Regions from separate parts of the Homo sapiens genome. Here all the other regions are linked to region 2. A link is a contact called in ENCODE Hi-C or POLR2A ChIA-PET data. All regions are on one chromosome and are shown on one strand. Each heading gives the region's core, a stretch centred on a gene start or an enhancer-like site at or near the end of the contact. The rest is flanking DNA. Distances are from core to core; before and after follow the strand shown.

Region 1 (2,700 bases), core at 9-2,508, 1.3 Mb before region 2:
GCCTGGGCAACAGAGCCAGACTCCGTCTCAAAAAAAAAAAAAGAAAATACCCAGAAAGCACAATCTCCCCACCCGCAAGACAACCTCCCAGGGGGTCCACGGCAGGAGATCCCAAGCACGAGGGACAGAGAACAGTGACCCTGTGAAGGATCCTCCAGCCCATCAGGCTCAATCAGAATATGAGGCTCCTGCCACTGTGAGAGCAAGAGGCACAGTTGCGCAGCAGCCACAGGCTCTGGCACACCATGAGCCAGGCCAGCAAAGCGTCAACTGCCCCCTACAAGGCGACAGGCAAACCATGACAAACTGGAAACCAGAGACTGGACCTGGAGCACAGGGACCACTACAAGGGCCTTGGAAATGGGCAGGGACCATGGATGGCCACCCGCATGTGTAAGAGCGGCCCGTCTGCACATGTCTCTGCATGGCTTAGGGGCACAAGTCCCCCCCAACTCCCAACCCAGGAAGGCAGCCCCCATTTAACCAGGTGGGGCAAGAAGGGATAGGGCCAGCATCCGGCTCTGCTTTTTTTTTTTTTTTTTTTGGAGACGGAGTCTCACTCTGTCCCCGAGTCTGGAGTGCAGTGGCCCAATCTCGGCTCACTGCAAGCTCCGCCTCCCGGGTTCACACCATTCTCCTGCCTCAACCTCCCGAGTAGTTGGGACTACAGGTGCCTGCCTCCACGCCCGGCTAGTTTTTTGTATTTTTAGTAGAGATGGGGTTTCACCGTGTTAGCCAGGAAGGTCTCGATCTCCTGACCTTGTGATCTGCCTGCCTCGGCCTCCCAAAGTGCTGGGATTACAGGCGTGAACCACCGTGCCCGGCTGGGCTCTGCTCTTAACGCAGGGCTCTAGGCCCCCTCGGGGGCAACCAGCACAGAGCTCAGACCACAAATACCTTCACCCACCTCCTGGTCCCCATCTGGACAAGGGTGCTGGGGACTGGCTCTCAGTCACACCCTCAGGGTACTCTTCAAAGGACAGCTGGGGCCCCAGGGCATGAGCTTTTGGCCCCCAGCTCCCTTACCCCAGACAACAGCTCTTGGGACCCCACCAGCACCGGCAAGGTGGACACCATCGTCCCAATTTTGCAGATGAGGAAACTCAGGCTGAGGGCCGGCACACAGCTCTCCAGAGCTGAAGAGAATGCAGAGAGCAGCTGGAGCCAGCCAGTGGGTCCCTGGCGCCAGCTCGTAGCAAGCCACAGCCGCCTCCGCCCTTCATGCTTGGGTTGCGCTGCCCCAGGACAGCCTTCCAGGGTGGCCTGGCATGGAGCCCAGACCCTGCTGCTTCCTGAACAAATAAGTGAACGAGGCCACCAAGCCAAGGGGCTGGATGCAGCCCCAGCTCCTGCCAGGGCCTCCCCAACAGACTCCCTGTTTGGAGAGCGCATTGTCTCCAAGGCCTCAAACCACAAATGTCCGGCTGTCTCACAGCTTCTGTAACCTGAACTTGGCCCTCACCCTGCCCTCCCAGGGCTCCTCTCAGGGCCCAGGCCCCTCCTCTCAGAGGCCAACACTGACTACCCAGCTCATTCTCATCACCTGGCTCATTCCTGAACCTCACTCAGCAGGAGAGTCTCAGGCCAGATCCTCCCACCAGCCACCTCCACCAGGACGCATGAGCCCTGTTCATGCTGGCTGGGAGACACAACCAACCAATATCAATCCAATCAGTGGATGAACTGACAAATATAATGTGGTCCCTCCACACAATGGAATATTATTCAGCCACAAAAAGGGTTGAAATAGGACGGGCATGGTGGCTCACGCCTGTAATCCCAGCACTTTGGGAGGCCGAGGCTGCCAGCTCACTTGACGTCAGGAGTTCAAGACCAGCCTTGCCAACATGGTGAAACCCCGTCTCTACTAAAAATACAAAAATTTGCTGGGTGTGGTGGCGAGCACCCATTAGTAATCCAAGCTATTTGGGAGGCAGAGGCAGGAGAATCACTTAAATCCAGGAGGCAGAAGTTGCAGTGAGCCGAGATTGTGCCACTGCACTCCAGCCTGGGCAACAGAGCAAGACTCCATCTCAAAAAAAAAAAAAAAAAAAAGGCTGAAACACCCATACCTGGGACTACTTGGATGACCCCTGAAAACATTACAGTAACCAAGGAAGTCAGCCACAAAAAACAACGATGTATTGTATGATTCCCTTCATACAAAATGCACAGAACAGGCAGAGCCATAGAGGCAGAAAGCAGACTGGTGCTCATCAGGGGGTCGGGGGAGAGGGAACGAGAAGTCACTGTGCAATGGGTATGGGTTTTACTTTGGGGTGATGGAAATCTCTTCTAACTTCATAGAAGTGATGGTTGTAAGCACTGTGGATGTACTAAATGCCTGCCTTGTATACTTTAATTTTATATCATGTAAGTTTCACCTCAATTAAAAAAAAAAGATCAACTTGACACTTTTCACCTAGGAAAGGTCTGGCTTCAGCTTTCATTTCCTATCAGTCCTGCCTAAAGCCTTCCAGTAGCTTCCACTGCCTTCTGGATCACAGTGAGACTCCACAGCATGATCTGGCCTCTAAGGACCTCTCACAGGACGCCCCGAGGGTGAAGGAGCACCCCTGGGCCCATCTCTGCATAGCTGCACAGCTTGTTTCCCTTCCTCCCCTCTACACGGGAAGCCCTGCCTACAGCGGAGGGGCCTTATTTGCCATTCTATCACATTCAACCCCAGCACTTCACACA
Region 2 (2,876 bases), core at 377-2,876:
TCTGAGACCCACAGCCAATAAATAGGGAAGCAACATGCTTTTGGGCAGGGTCCATGTGGTTAGGGTTGATTTTGATGGGGCTGGGGGGCTTAGAGTTAGACCCCCTGCCCTGGTCAGGCCCCACTCCCTGGCTGGTGGGGGCGGGAGGCCTCTGAAGCTGCAGCTGGAGGGGCCGGGGCAGTGTTGCATGGTGTGATTAACCTACTAACCCAGGGCTCAGCCGGGACGCTGTGGCGTGTGACGAGGTGCCTGGCCTTCTGCCAACCAACTAACCCACTAACCAGGCCCGAGCATGCCCTACTAACCACCCCCCCGCAGCCAGATCCTACTAACTGTGCAGCTCATGGGCCTTTCAAGGGGCTGGGATATGGGGGCAGCCAAGGCTCCAGAAGGCTCTGCCTATGGGCTGGGATCTTTGTGCAGACCCACGTTCCAGGACAGAGAATGCAAATAAGACTCACCAACTCTGCCACTTCCTGTTGAGTGAGTTTGAGTAAGTCACCTCACTTCTCTCAACCTCAGTTTCCTCAGTGGTAGAATGCGAGTTCTGATACCTTACAGGTTGCAGTGAGGATTCCCGTCAATATAAGGGTCTCAGCACATGGCAGACACCTAAAAAAAAAAAAAGTATGAGGATGGAGGAAGGCCCCTCAAACCTGGTTGAACACGTCTGCTGCCTAGGCCCTGGCCTCTCTGGGTGTTCTGCACACAGATCCTTCTGCCTGGGGCAAGACACTTGGCTTTGAATCCATGTCACTTCCCCACATTCTTCCTCCGTCTCAGCTTTCTTTTCTGTAGGCAGCTCTTTTGTTCGATTACTAACCCGTCTAACCCCTGGGGTGCCTCAACTGCACCCCGATCATCCCTTAACAAACTAACGGACCTGCGTGCGTTCTTCCTTTTCTCTTAGCGACTCCTGTGTGTGTCTGCTGAGGTGCCCTGTCCGCTGGTGCTGTGCTCTGACTTACTAACCCAGCCCCTACTAACCCTGTTTTCTCTTCTTACTAACCCCAGCCCTGCCGAGCTCTGGGCTCCCCCCGGGGGCTGGTCCCCCTCCTTTTGGCAAGCAGATGACCTGGGGCTACTGGCCCTGTAGACAGATGTCCCACTTTGCTGCCCCATATTGGCTGTAAGATCAGAGTCCACTGGGCCAGGTCTAAGGCAGGGGATGGCCCTATTAACAAGACTCAGAGGAGGAAGAGGTGGTCCTGTGGATGTGGGAGGCTGGACTCTGAGTATGACATCTCTCCTATGTGCAGAAGTCTGGTTGCCACTGGGAGTAGGTGGGACCAGGGAAATCTCTGGGACGTGAGTGTGGAGGCCTGTTGGTCTAGACTCTAGACTGTGGAGCTCTGAGCTTTTGTGTCCTCTGGAAGGAAGCTGGGGAAGAATCCTCTCCATTGTTAAGTGACGGGGATAGAAGCTGTCCTGCACAGGAAGTCACGAGGGGGGCGTATCCCACGAGGAAGGCAGGAGGGGGCGTGCCCCTCACCGGAAATTAGCAGAGGGGCGTGTCCCACACCGGAAGTCAGAAAGCGGAGCCTTTCTTACACCGGAAGTCAATGAAGCGGGTCTTTCCTACGCTAAAAACCACTGAGTGGAGTATTTAGTACACAGGAAGTCGGCCAGAGAAACATTTCTCATATTTGAAGGCCGGAAAGAGGGACATTTCTGACACCGGAAGTCAGTGAGAGGACTCTTTCCCACACAGGAAGTCAGCTAGAGAGCCGTCTCCCCTCTCTGGAGCCGAGAGAGGCCGGTTTCCCCCACCGTAAGTAGACGTGGGGCCGTGACCGGAAGTCCTTGGGAAAGATCCGTCCCATTCCCGGAAGCTAGAGGGCGTTAGTTGTCGGGTTGAAAAGGGGTGTGGGGAGGGGAAGCAGCTTTACCCCGGGCTCGGAGTTTGCAGGAGAGAGAAGTGGGGAGCAAGAAGTGAACCTCAGGGGCTCACAGGGTTCCCGCAGATGCTCAGGCCGGCCAGGAATGCATCTCTGGCTCTCTGTTCCCACGGACGTCACTGCCTCAGCCAGCCTCCCCCAGAGCCCGCCAGCCGCTAAGCCGGGGCCACACCTGGGGGTGATTTCATGCCTCACCTCCAGTAGGCACCTTGGTTTCTTTGGGCTAATCTCTGGCTCCCTTGCGCTAACTCTTGCTCTCACCCAGCTAATCCCTGCCTCACCCTGACTGCCCCAGGGGCTGACCACTAACAACCAACCTGGCCCTGTCTGGGGGTTCCAGGCTCCTGGCCTGGCCCTGACCGGTTCTTAATTAACCTTTCCTTCACCTTGACTAACTCCTGCCTTCCTGGTCTGTTCCTTTCAGCAGAAACTAATGGTTTGTGGATTTTTTTCTGACTAACAACAGGTCTAACATTCCTCGTTACTGTTAACAGCTTGGATGTCGGCATGGCTGGGAAGGGGCTAACACAGCTTTGAACTTGGCTAACACAGGTTTGAACTTGGCTAACACAGGTTTGAACTTGACTAACACAGGGAAAAGCATAGCTAACAATTTTGGGCGTGGTGGCTGCTCTGAGTCAGAACAATCAGAAGTCGGTAAAGATGGTAGTTTTCTAAAGGAGGTGCCAGGGCTCTGGTGTGGACCAGGCCTGATGGAGCAGTGGTACCCACCAAGGTGGGGTCAGAAGTATAGCCAGTCTTGCAAGGTTTTGGCCATTGGGCATATCTTCACTCCTCATAGTCTGCATTTGGTTTCAGTTCTTAAAAAAATATAGCCTTATAGCTACAGTAGTTTGCACAAGTAGATGCAGCTCTTATAAACCTTAAAATACCTGTCTGGTGTCTACAGAGCATATGCCATTTTGTATAGAGTCACCCTTCCCCAGGCCAGGGCCTAGAGTCTTCATTTTGGGGACT
Region 3 (2,700 bases), core at 195-2,694, 1.0 Mb after region 2:
AGCAGAGAAGGCTCATGAACTGAGTTGAGCCTTAAAGAATGAGGTCTTAGCAACGAGAAATCCTGTGTGAAGGGGTGGAGAGAAATTCCTGGGAGGAGCAAAGGAGCAACATGCCTCCAGAATACACAGGGAAGAGGGGAGGCTCCAAGCGCAGCAGGGACCTTACAGATCATGCTAAAGAGCTCAGGCTTTGGAGTGGAGCATGGGGGAGCTATGGGAGGGCTTTGAGCAAGGGAGTGGCCTGATTTAGATTTGGGCTTAAGAAAAACCTCTCTAGCCACTATCAGATAGCTTAGAAGGAGAAATCCCGGAGGATGTTAGCATCAATCAGGTGAGTGATACTGGGGGCTGAGACTGATGCCAGAGATTTCAGAAGCAAAATCAAAAAGCTTGGCAGCTTTTGGAGTCAGATGGAAGGCAGCGTGGAGAAGGGGGCCCAGGGAAAGAAATAGGAAGCTCAAGTTCAAGGCCTGGCCTTCTGGGGCTGGGGTGCAGTTTCCTCTTCGGAAAATGGGACTTCATAATGTCTGCCCTGCTAAACTCAGAGAGTTGGCATGAAAAGCAAGTGATAGGATGACTGGGAAAATGCCTTGAATTGTATACAGCAGGGTCGGCAAAGGTTCCCTGTAAAGAGCCAGACAGTAACTACTTTAGGCTTTGTGAGCCATAAGTTCTCTGTCCCTCCTACCACTCAACTCTGCACCACAGACCATACATAAACACGTGGGTGTGGCCGTATTCCAATCAAACTTTATTAGCCCGGGGGTTGTGGTTTGCCAACCCGATTTAAGGCGATATGCAAATACCACCACTTTCTTCTGAGCACTCCTGATATCTCTTCTCTCTTGGCCCTGATTTCTTCCTATTTGTTCTGTCTCCAAAGATCACAGCCCAGAGAAAAAGAAAGTACACTTGGCCCTCCATATATGTGGGTTCCACATCCATGGACTCAACAAACCAGAGTGAAAATATTTGGAAAAAATAAAATGGATGGTTGTGCCTGTACTGAACATGACTTTTTTCCTTGTCATTATTCCCTAAACAATACAGTATAACAACTCTTCACATAGCATTTACATTGTATTGGTATTATAACTAGTTTAGAAATGATTTAAAGTATGTGGGAGGATATGCGTAGGTTATATGCAGATAATACTCCCTTTGTATATAAAGGACTTGAGCATCTGTGGATTTTCATACCCATGTGGTATCCTGGCACAAATTCCCCCTGGATGCTGAGGGATGACTCTACTTCTCCCTAGGTACTCATTGTATAAATGAGGAAACTAGATGAGAGTGAGAAGACCTACACTTAGTAGGTGGTTTTTAACTACTTATTGGTTGAATGAATGTACCTTAGGAGATCCAATCCATGAATAGCATTCATGCCCCAAATGGCCAATCTTATATTCGTGGCAGACATCACAAATCAATCCCAGCATGCTTCTCCGTGGAGCATTGATTCGGCTTCTAAATTCTCAAGTCAACGTTCCAAGTAGTCACCTTCTATTGAGATCAGCACATAAGAAGAAATGCAAACTAGTTCAACCCTTCTATTTTGTAGATGAGGAAATGGAGGCAAAATAAGGTGTCATGGGGGGTCTGGGTGGACCAGCTGGTGCCCTCTGGCTGCCTGTTTCATCCAGCCTGTCCAGAAGCTCCAGAGAAGCCCTCGTCCAGCTGGGAAGGCAGGGGGTGCCAGAGAGAAGCACAGCTGGACAGCTGGCATGGGCTCATCCCAGCGCCTCCCTGCCCAGCCACACTGCGATCGGCTCTGGCGGTGTCCCTTCTGTCCCCCACCCGCCTGCTCCCCACAGCTGCTCTTTTGAAAGCCCTGCATGGGAAGCTGTTGATGCGTCTCTCTGTTCCCTTTTCAGACCATTGTCCCCTCGCTGGCGCCAGCCGTGTTCTTCTCTTGGCTGCTTAATTAACAGTATTATTAAAGCCTAGAGGAAAGAGTCACCCAGATCCTCCCTCAAAGCCACTCATGCTTGGGAAGAGGAGCTGCAGGCAGACAGGAAGCAGGGGCTGGTGCCAGGAGATGCCCCCTCCCCGCCTCCAGGGCCCTTCACTTGCCAATGCCCAGTCGAACCACTTTTCCCCACCTTCCTGGGGCAGCCATTGAGGGCCTGGGAGGGAAGAGGCAGGGAGGAGGTGACTTGCAGCAAGCTTGTCTGGAAATACCCAGATCTGGTTGATAAACCCTGCTCTCAGCAATGGGTGCCAGTCTTCGGGGAGAGGAGCTAGTCCCCCAGCCCTGGGATCAGCTCAGAACTCAACAGTCACATCCTCACTACCTCCATGCAGAGAAGAAGCAGAAGCAGTAGCGGGAAAACATGTCCAGTAGCTGTGTGACCTTGGGCCAAACCATCGCTGTCTCTGTGCTCAATTTCTCCTGTGTAAAAAGTGCTTCTAATGCACCTAGTCCGGTGCTAAGCACTTCATGTGCATTATCTTACCTATTCCTTGTTCCAGTAATCTACTGCTGTATTACAGATTACCCCAAAACATGGTGCCTTAAAGCAACAACAATCATAATCTGTAATTTATGCAGGGTGCAGCGGGATAGCTCATCTCAGCTCCACATGGCATCAGCTGAGACAACTTAACTGTGGGGCAGAGAACCCACCTCCAAAATAGCTCACTCACATGATTGGCAAATTGGTTTTAGCTGTTAGCTGGGAGCTCAGCAGGAGCTAT
Region 4 (2,770 bases), core at 234-2,733, 1.2 Mb after region 2:
TGATACACAACAAAGTACTTGTAACCTTTGTAACCAACAAAGTCCTATACAAACATAAGGTGACATTACAAGTAGAATTCAAATGATGCACTGTATGGTCTAAAATCTCTCCAAAATTTGATTATCCTAAAGCTATTCAGTTTCAGTATGATGCCAACTCCTCTCTACTGCATGTTGATCAATCATTTATTTCTGAAATGCCATCTGTGAACTAATTAGGAATTGTTTGAAAACTGCCAAAGATATGCCCATTTAAAAGCTGAAAATATCAGATTAAGTCATACAGATTAATGCACACCAAATAATCTTATCTAGATTATAAATTATAGAGGATTACTAAGAAAAACAACATAAAGGCTGGGTGCAGTGGCTCACACCTGTAATCCTAGCACTTTGGGAGGCTGAGGCAGGCAGATTACCTGAGGTCAGGAGTTCAAGACCAGCCTGGCCAACATGGTGAAACTCCATCTCTACTGAAAATACAAAAGTTAGCCAGGCATGGTGGTGCATGCCTGCAGTCCCAGCTACTTGGGAGGCTGAGGCAGGAGAATTGCTTGAACCCAGGAGGCAGAGGTTGCACTGAGCAGACAGCACGTGATTGCACCCCAGCCTGGGCAACAAAGTAAGACTCTGTCTCAAAAAAAAAAACAAAAAGAAAAACAACATAAAATGTCAAATGATCACTTGAAAGAAAACTCAAGTAAAATACTACATATTAAAATTCAAAGTTCTATTAACTGGCATCAATAACGTAAGAGCACCGTAATAGAACAGTAAAAACAGAATTTGCCACAATCATTAACCTACTCTCCTGGAATGAATGTGCATCAGAAAACAGAAACTGCTGAGTCCCACCCCTAGAGATTCTGGTTCGGTAGTTCTTGGGTGAGGTCAGAGTATTTGCATTTCAAACAAGTCCTCAGATACTGTGCTGCTGCTGGCCCATCCAAAGACCACACTTTTGAGAACTCCTAGACCAAGGGCATCAACCTATACAACAGGACTTCCCAAGTTCCACGACAAACCTTACCAAAAGTTAATGATTACATTTTTTTAAGTCCTAACTCAAAGATGTTCTTGAATCTTAAAGAGATAAATGTGAACCAACTTATATAAGTCAACAGCTTTTCAACATTTTTGTAAGTTATTCAAGTACTTTATCCCTCCTGCCTTTTGGCCATTTCTCTAACATGAGCCCATACCCTTGCAAAGCAGACAAGAGGTAAAAATTAAAGCAATCAATCCTGCTATGCAGAGCAGCTCTGACAAACACTCAGATATAAAAGCAATCTAATTAGCAAAACTAATGGCTAAAATTGGGCTGGGGATTATCTGTGAATTTTGTTTATTCATGCTCTCCTTGTCTCGGATAAAGAGAGTTGCTGATCAAAACAGCAACTTTACCAAAGTGTCAAGGCAAGCGGACTGATAGGGAAAGCCTATTTGGTTTCTGGCTGCTTGCCCGCCTCATCTCAATTTGACACAGCTTGGTGCGGTCAGATACACAGGTGACATTACTTTGATGATGACAAAGTGAACTACATATAGAATTCTCGTTTCCAGGGACTTTTGTACTAAAAGTGCAGAGTTGAAACTTACATTTTCTAATGTTCCCAAGTCTGGTTTGTGCCATGTTTCGATTTTAATGAAGAAATCATCTTTCATATATTCATTCTGCAGAAAACACAACAGGAAAATGACAGTGATCTTCTACCTGTTCCTTGGTGCCCACGTCTGAGGGAGCTTTTCCCAGTATAGGCATCCATGCTTTGACTCTACAAGGAGACTGATACTCAAGTGACAAAGAATCATTGGCTACCGATTTTTATAGACTTGTCAGGCAAACCAAATGCTACATGCTTTTAAATAATTTAAACAATTCTACTTGCCACGTGGCATATCGGGCTAATAAAGAAGCTGTGAGGTCTGATAAACAAATATGGCGTTTGAAGGGAGTAACAAAAGCAAAATAAAATCAATAGGGAGATTTTGAGACAAGGGTGGAAAGGGCCCATGAACACTGGGAACATGTGGTAGAGTGTGGCGGCTGGTTGGTGGGACACAGGAAGGAACCATGCAGCGAGGTGCAGTTAGCAAAGAATGGTTGAAAATAATTACTGTGTAAAACAAAGTTTAAAGATAAAGAAAGTATGAGACACAAAAATAGTTTTACTCACCGTTACAACTGAGGCATAATGGAGAGGTAGGTAATGAAAGGAGAAAAATTTCAGAATATTAATTGGAGTCAAAACAATCTGTCCCAATACTTAATGTCACAAAGACTAAACTATCTGAAAACAGAACATTTATTTAGTAATTTATGTCTGCAAAACAGTTTCCACACAAGTGACACTATACAGTACATTAGATTATGGAGTACAAATAAAATATGAACAATAATCTAATTTTAAAAATAATGCTAAAAAGAATAATAATGTCACAAAAGCAAAACATTATTTATAAGGTCAATTTAGCAAATGATAGGATGCTGTTTCAGAAGTCTGTCCTATTCCTCCTCTATTATGTAGCAATTTAAGTAAAATACTGTTGAAACACACCAAAACACCCTTCTGAGTGTAAACGACCTTTCTTTTGGCTTACCCCTGGAGCCAGCATAGTCAGCTAGGACCCCAAAGTGGCTGCCATGTGGGAATGAACTTATGCCTGTCACAAAGTTCTAGGGGGAGGAACCCAATGCAGCCCTTCCTCTGCCATCATTCTAGCAGTGACTATCCAAGAACCCAAGGAAGACCTTGCTCAGTGTAAACCT
Region 5 (2,700 bases), core at 129-2,628, 1.1 Mb after region 2:
TTGAATATAGACTATACTGCCTAGAAAGTTTTGAGTATTTTTTTTTTCTTTGAGACAAGGTCTCACTTTGTTGCCCAGGCAGGAGTGCAGTGGCGTGATCACAACTGACTGCAGCCTCAACCTCCCAAGCTCAGATGATCCTCCCACCTCAGCCTCCCAGGTAGCTGGGACTACAGGTGTGCGCCACCATGGCCAGCTAATTTTTTGTGTTTTTTGTAGAGACAGGGTCTCACTTGTTGCCCAGGCTGGTCTCGAACTCCTGGGCTCAAGTGATCCAGCAGCCTTGGCCTCCCAAAGTGCTGGGATTACAAGCATGAGCTACCATGCCCAGCCCTGAGTATTATTTTGAACCTAACCTCAATCACTCACTGTAGTTCAGAGTTTCTCAATCTTAGCGCTATTCACATTTGGGCCTGGAAAGGAGAGTAGTGAGGCCTGTCCTGTGCATTGTAGGACATTGAACAGCATCCCTGGCCTCCACCCATCAGGGACCCATAGCATTCTTCCTCCCTGCAGCCACGACAACCAAAGATCTCTCTAGACATTGCCAAGTATGCCCTGGGGGGGGCAATATTGCCCCAGGGTGAAGAGCATTCCCACTACCCTGTGGGAAGGGTGTTACTCTTCCCAGTTTGTAGCCAGGGACACTGAGGCCCAGAGAGGAACTGGACATGTCCAAGAGTCCCACATGGGAACAGAATAGCTACCTTCTGGCTGACACCAAAGCCCATGCTCTCACCAACCTGTCCAGATGCTCAGGCCCCACAGCAACCCTCTGAGAGGGTCCCAAGAATTATACCTATGTAACAGGTGAGGAAACTGAGGCTCAGAGAGGTGAATCACCTGCCCAGAGTCACACAGCACACGAGTGGCAGAGCCAGGATTCGATCCCAGGCTTGTCTGCCTCCTAAACCCTCCCACTATCTCCTGGGGCAGGGACGCTCATTCACTCTCAAGCTCTCTCTCTCTCTCTCTCTTGCTCTTGCTATCTCTGTTCAGCCCGAGCCTGCCAGGTTCCTGAGGCCCCACCTGAGTTGCCAGACGCAGGGGTTTAATTTTTCTATTGCTGGCTCCCAGACTGTTTATGGTTGACTCGGGCTCCTGGCAAAATGATCAGGGGCCGCGGACCAGCTCATCTCATGGATTCCCTCCACAAGAAGGCTGACCATTACTCACACATATCAGGGAACTATTCCTTGGGGGGCACAGGGAGAGCTGTCGGGTGGTAAAAAATACCTTGGCGCTACCATCCCACTGCTAGGAACACGTGCCCGATGGTGGCAGGCTGTGACCAGACCACAGGGTCTGAATGCCCCGAACAAGGAGAAGGTCTGCACATATAATCCTCCCCTCCCTTCCCCGGCCCCACACCGGCCCAATAGTGAGGCCTGAAATTGCTGACGCAGGGGCAGTGGGTCCCAGCCCGGCCCCGCCCTATGACATTGTGACATTTACTGAGCAAGTCCCCAGTGCCAGGCCCGGGGCTAAGTGCCTGAAGTACAGCCTGGCATCGTTTCCCCTCCAGCCGGCACCACTTGCAAGCCAATCTGTGCCTTTCATTTCTTCATCCCTAAGATGGGACAAACAATAGCGACAATGCCACCATGCACTTCCTAGGTTCACTGATGCCCTATATACGAACCACCTGGTATATAGTCAGTGCTCAGTAAAATCTGGTGCTGGCATATAGTACTTTCTCTGTGTTAAGCAGGCTTCTGAGTATCAACTCATATATATATTAACTTGCTGAATCCTTCTAGCCCCATGAGGCGGGAACTATTATTATTCTCTTTCACCGATGAGGAAATGAAGGAACAGAAAGATTAAGTAACCTGCCCAAGGACACACAGCCAGGAACTGGAATTGCTGGGGTTTGAACCCAGGTAGTCTGGCTTCAAAGCCTGTGCCCTTAGTCACATAATTATAATGCTAGCTAAAACATACTATTTGGTCCTCACAATATTTCTGTGAGGTACACACTTTTTTTTTCCTCTTGTCAATTTTATCTATGAGGAAAGAAAGCTGGGAGCAGTGAAGTGGCTTGTCTGAGATCACCCAGCTCGGAAGAATCAAAACGCCAGGGCTGAAACCCACAGCAACCATCTGACAGGCTATGGTGCTACTGCGGCTTCCCCAAGGTCAAGAATTCTCTCCTGCACGATGTCCACCTCCACAAGAGGAAGGGAACAAGGGTTGCCATCACCAACCACCAACCAGGGGATGTACGTCGTGCTGCTTTTTTTTTTTTTTTTCTTGAGACAGAGTCTTGCTCTGTTGCCCAGGCTGGAGTGCAGTGGTGTGATCTTGGCTCACTGCAACCTCCACCTCCAGAGTTCAAGCAATTCTCCTGCCTCAGCCTCCTGAGTAGCTGGGATTACAGACACCCACCACACCCCACTCATTTTTGTATTTTTAGTAGAGATGGGATTTTACCATGTTGGCCATGCTGGTCTCGAACTCCTGACCTCAGGTGATCCACTTGCCTCAGCTTCCCAAAGTGCTGGGATTACAGGCCTGAGACACCGTGCCCGGCCCTGTCATGGTGCTTTTTAAAAAGGCTTGGAAACCTCTAGTTTAAGACCCAGTTCTGGTCTGCACGAGGCTTAGCCAGATAAAATCAAATCCTAGCTCTCAGGTGAGGGCATTAAGGGGCAGGAAGGGAAGCCCAAGGCCAAAGGTCAACTATAGTCCTGTCCTGGC

What was found. A loop is a pair of places that touch in the nucleus more often than their neighbours do. ChIA-PET counts read pairs that join two places held with the same protein, here RNA polymerase II (POLR2A). Pooled maps may share reads with other maps.
Region 1: a loop to region 2 is called in a map of naive thymus-derived CD4-positive, alpha-beta T cell, with 4 times the contacts of the local background. The contact joins the enhancer-like site here to the promoter of MIATNB in region 2. A Hi-C loop is called at or near these places in 1 of 168 maps with a recorded cell type or tissue (naive thymus-derived CD4-positive, alpha-beta T cell), 5 of 37 single-sample maps with no recorded cell type and 10 of 50 pooled maps. POLR2A ChIA-PET finds 5 or more read pairs at or near these places in 1 of 52 experiments (GM10248).
Region 3: a map of mammary epithelial cell shows a loop between it and region 2 (8-fold over the local background). The contact joins the promoter of CPMER here to the promoter of MIATNB in region 2. A Hi-C loop is called at or near these places in 1 of 168 maps with a recorded cell type or tissue (mammary epithelial cell). POLR2A ChIA-PET finds 5 or more read pairs at or near these places in 1 of 52 experiments (activated T-cell).
Region 4: a loop to region 2 is called in a pooled map, with 8 times the contacts of the local background. The contact joins the enhancer-like site here to the promoter of MIATNB in region 2. A Hi-C loop is called at or near these places in 2 of 37 single-sample maps with no recorded cell type and 11 of 50 pooled maps.
Region 5: a loop to region 2 is called in a map of posterior vena cava, with 4 times the contacts of the local background. The contact joins the enhancer-like site here to the promoter of MIATNB in region 2. A Hi-C loop is called at or near these places in 1 of 168 maps with a recorded cell type or tissue (posterior vena cava) and 2 of 50 pooled maps. POLR2A ChIA-PET finds 5 or more read pairs at or near these places in 1 of 52 experiments (A673).

Annotation. Positions count from the first base shown.
Region 1 is chr22:25,399,738-25,402,437 of GRCh38, forward strand. It overlaps the pseudogene LRP5L. Among named protein-coding and RNA genes, the nearest start is that of MIR6817, 55 kb to the right of the region's middle. RefSeq lists enhancers at 910-969, 1,130-1,229, 1,340-1,519. Within about 2 kb of position 1,259, at least 23 of the 41 ENCODE cell types and tissues checked have a DNase peak (open chromatin) inside an H3K27ac peak, as active enhancers do.
Region 2 is chr22:26,671,217-26,674,092 of GRCh38, forward strand. It overlaps MIATNB (MIAT neighbor), which reads left to right and starts at 1,627. Exons shown (of 6, transcript NR_110543.1): 1 at 1,627-1,771. MIAT (myocardial infarction associated transcript) reads left to right here. Exons shown (of 5, transcript NR_033320.3): 5 at 1-2,876.
Region 3 is chr22:27,713,526-27,716,225 of GRCh38, forward strand. It overlaps CPMER (cytoplasmic mesoderm regulator), which reads right to left and starts at 1,445. Exons shown (of 5, transcript NR_186699.1): 1 at 1,356-1,445.
Region 4 is chr22:27,894,953-27,897,722 of GRCh38, forward strand. PITPNB (phosphatidylinositol transfer protein beta) reads right to left here. Exons shown (of 12, transcript NM_012399.5): 5 at 2,178-2,185; 6 at 1,600-1,674. Among named protein-coding and RNA genes, the nearest start is that of PITPNB, 23 kb to the right of the region's middle. RefSeq lists an enhancer at 975-1,024. Within about 2 kb of position 1,484, at least 2 of the 41 ENCODE cell types and tissues checked have a DNase peak (open chromatin) inside an H3K27ac peak, as active enhancers do.
Region 5 is chr22:27,780,898-27,783,597 of GRCh38, forward strand. The region is part of intron 1 of MN1 (MN1 proto-oncogene, transcriptional regulator); the gene reads right to left. Among named protein-coding and RNA genes, the nearest start is that of MN1, 20 kb to the right of the region's middle. Within about 2 kb of position 1,379, at least 6 of the 41 ENCODE cell types and tissues checked have a DNase peak (open chromatin) inside an H3K27ac peak, as active enhancers do.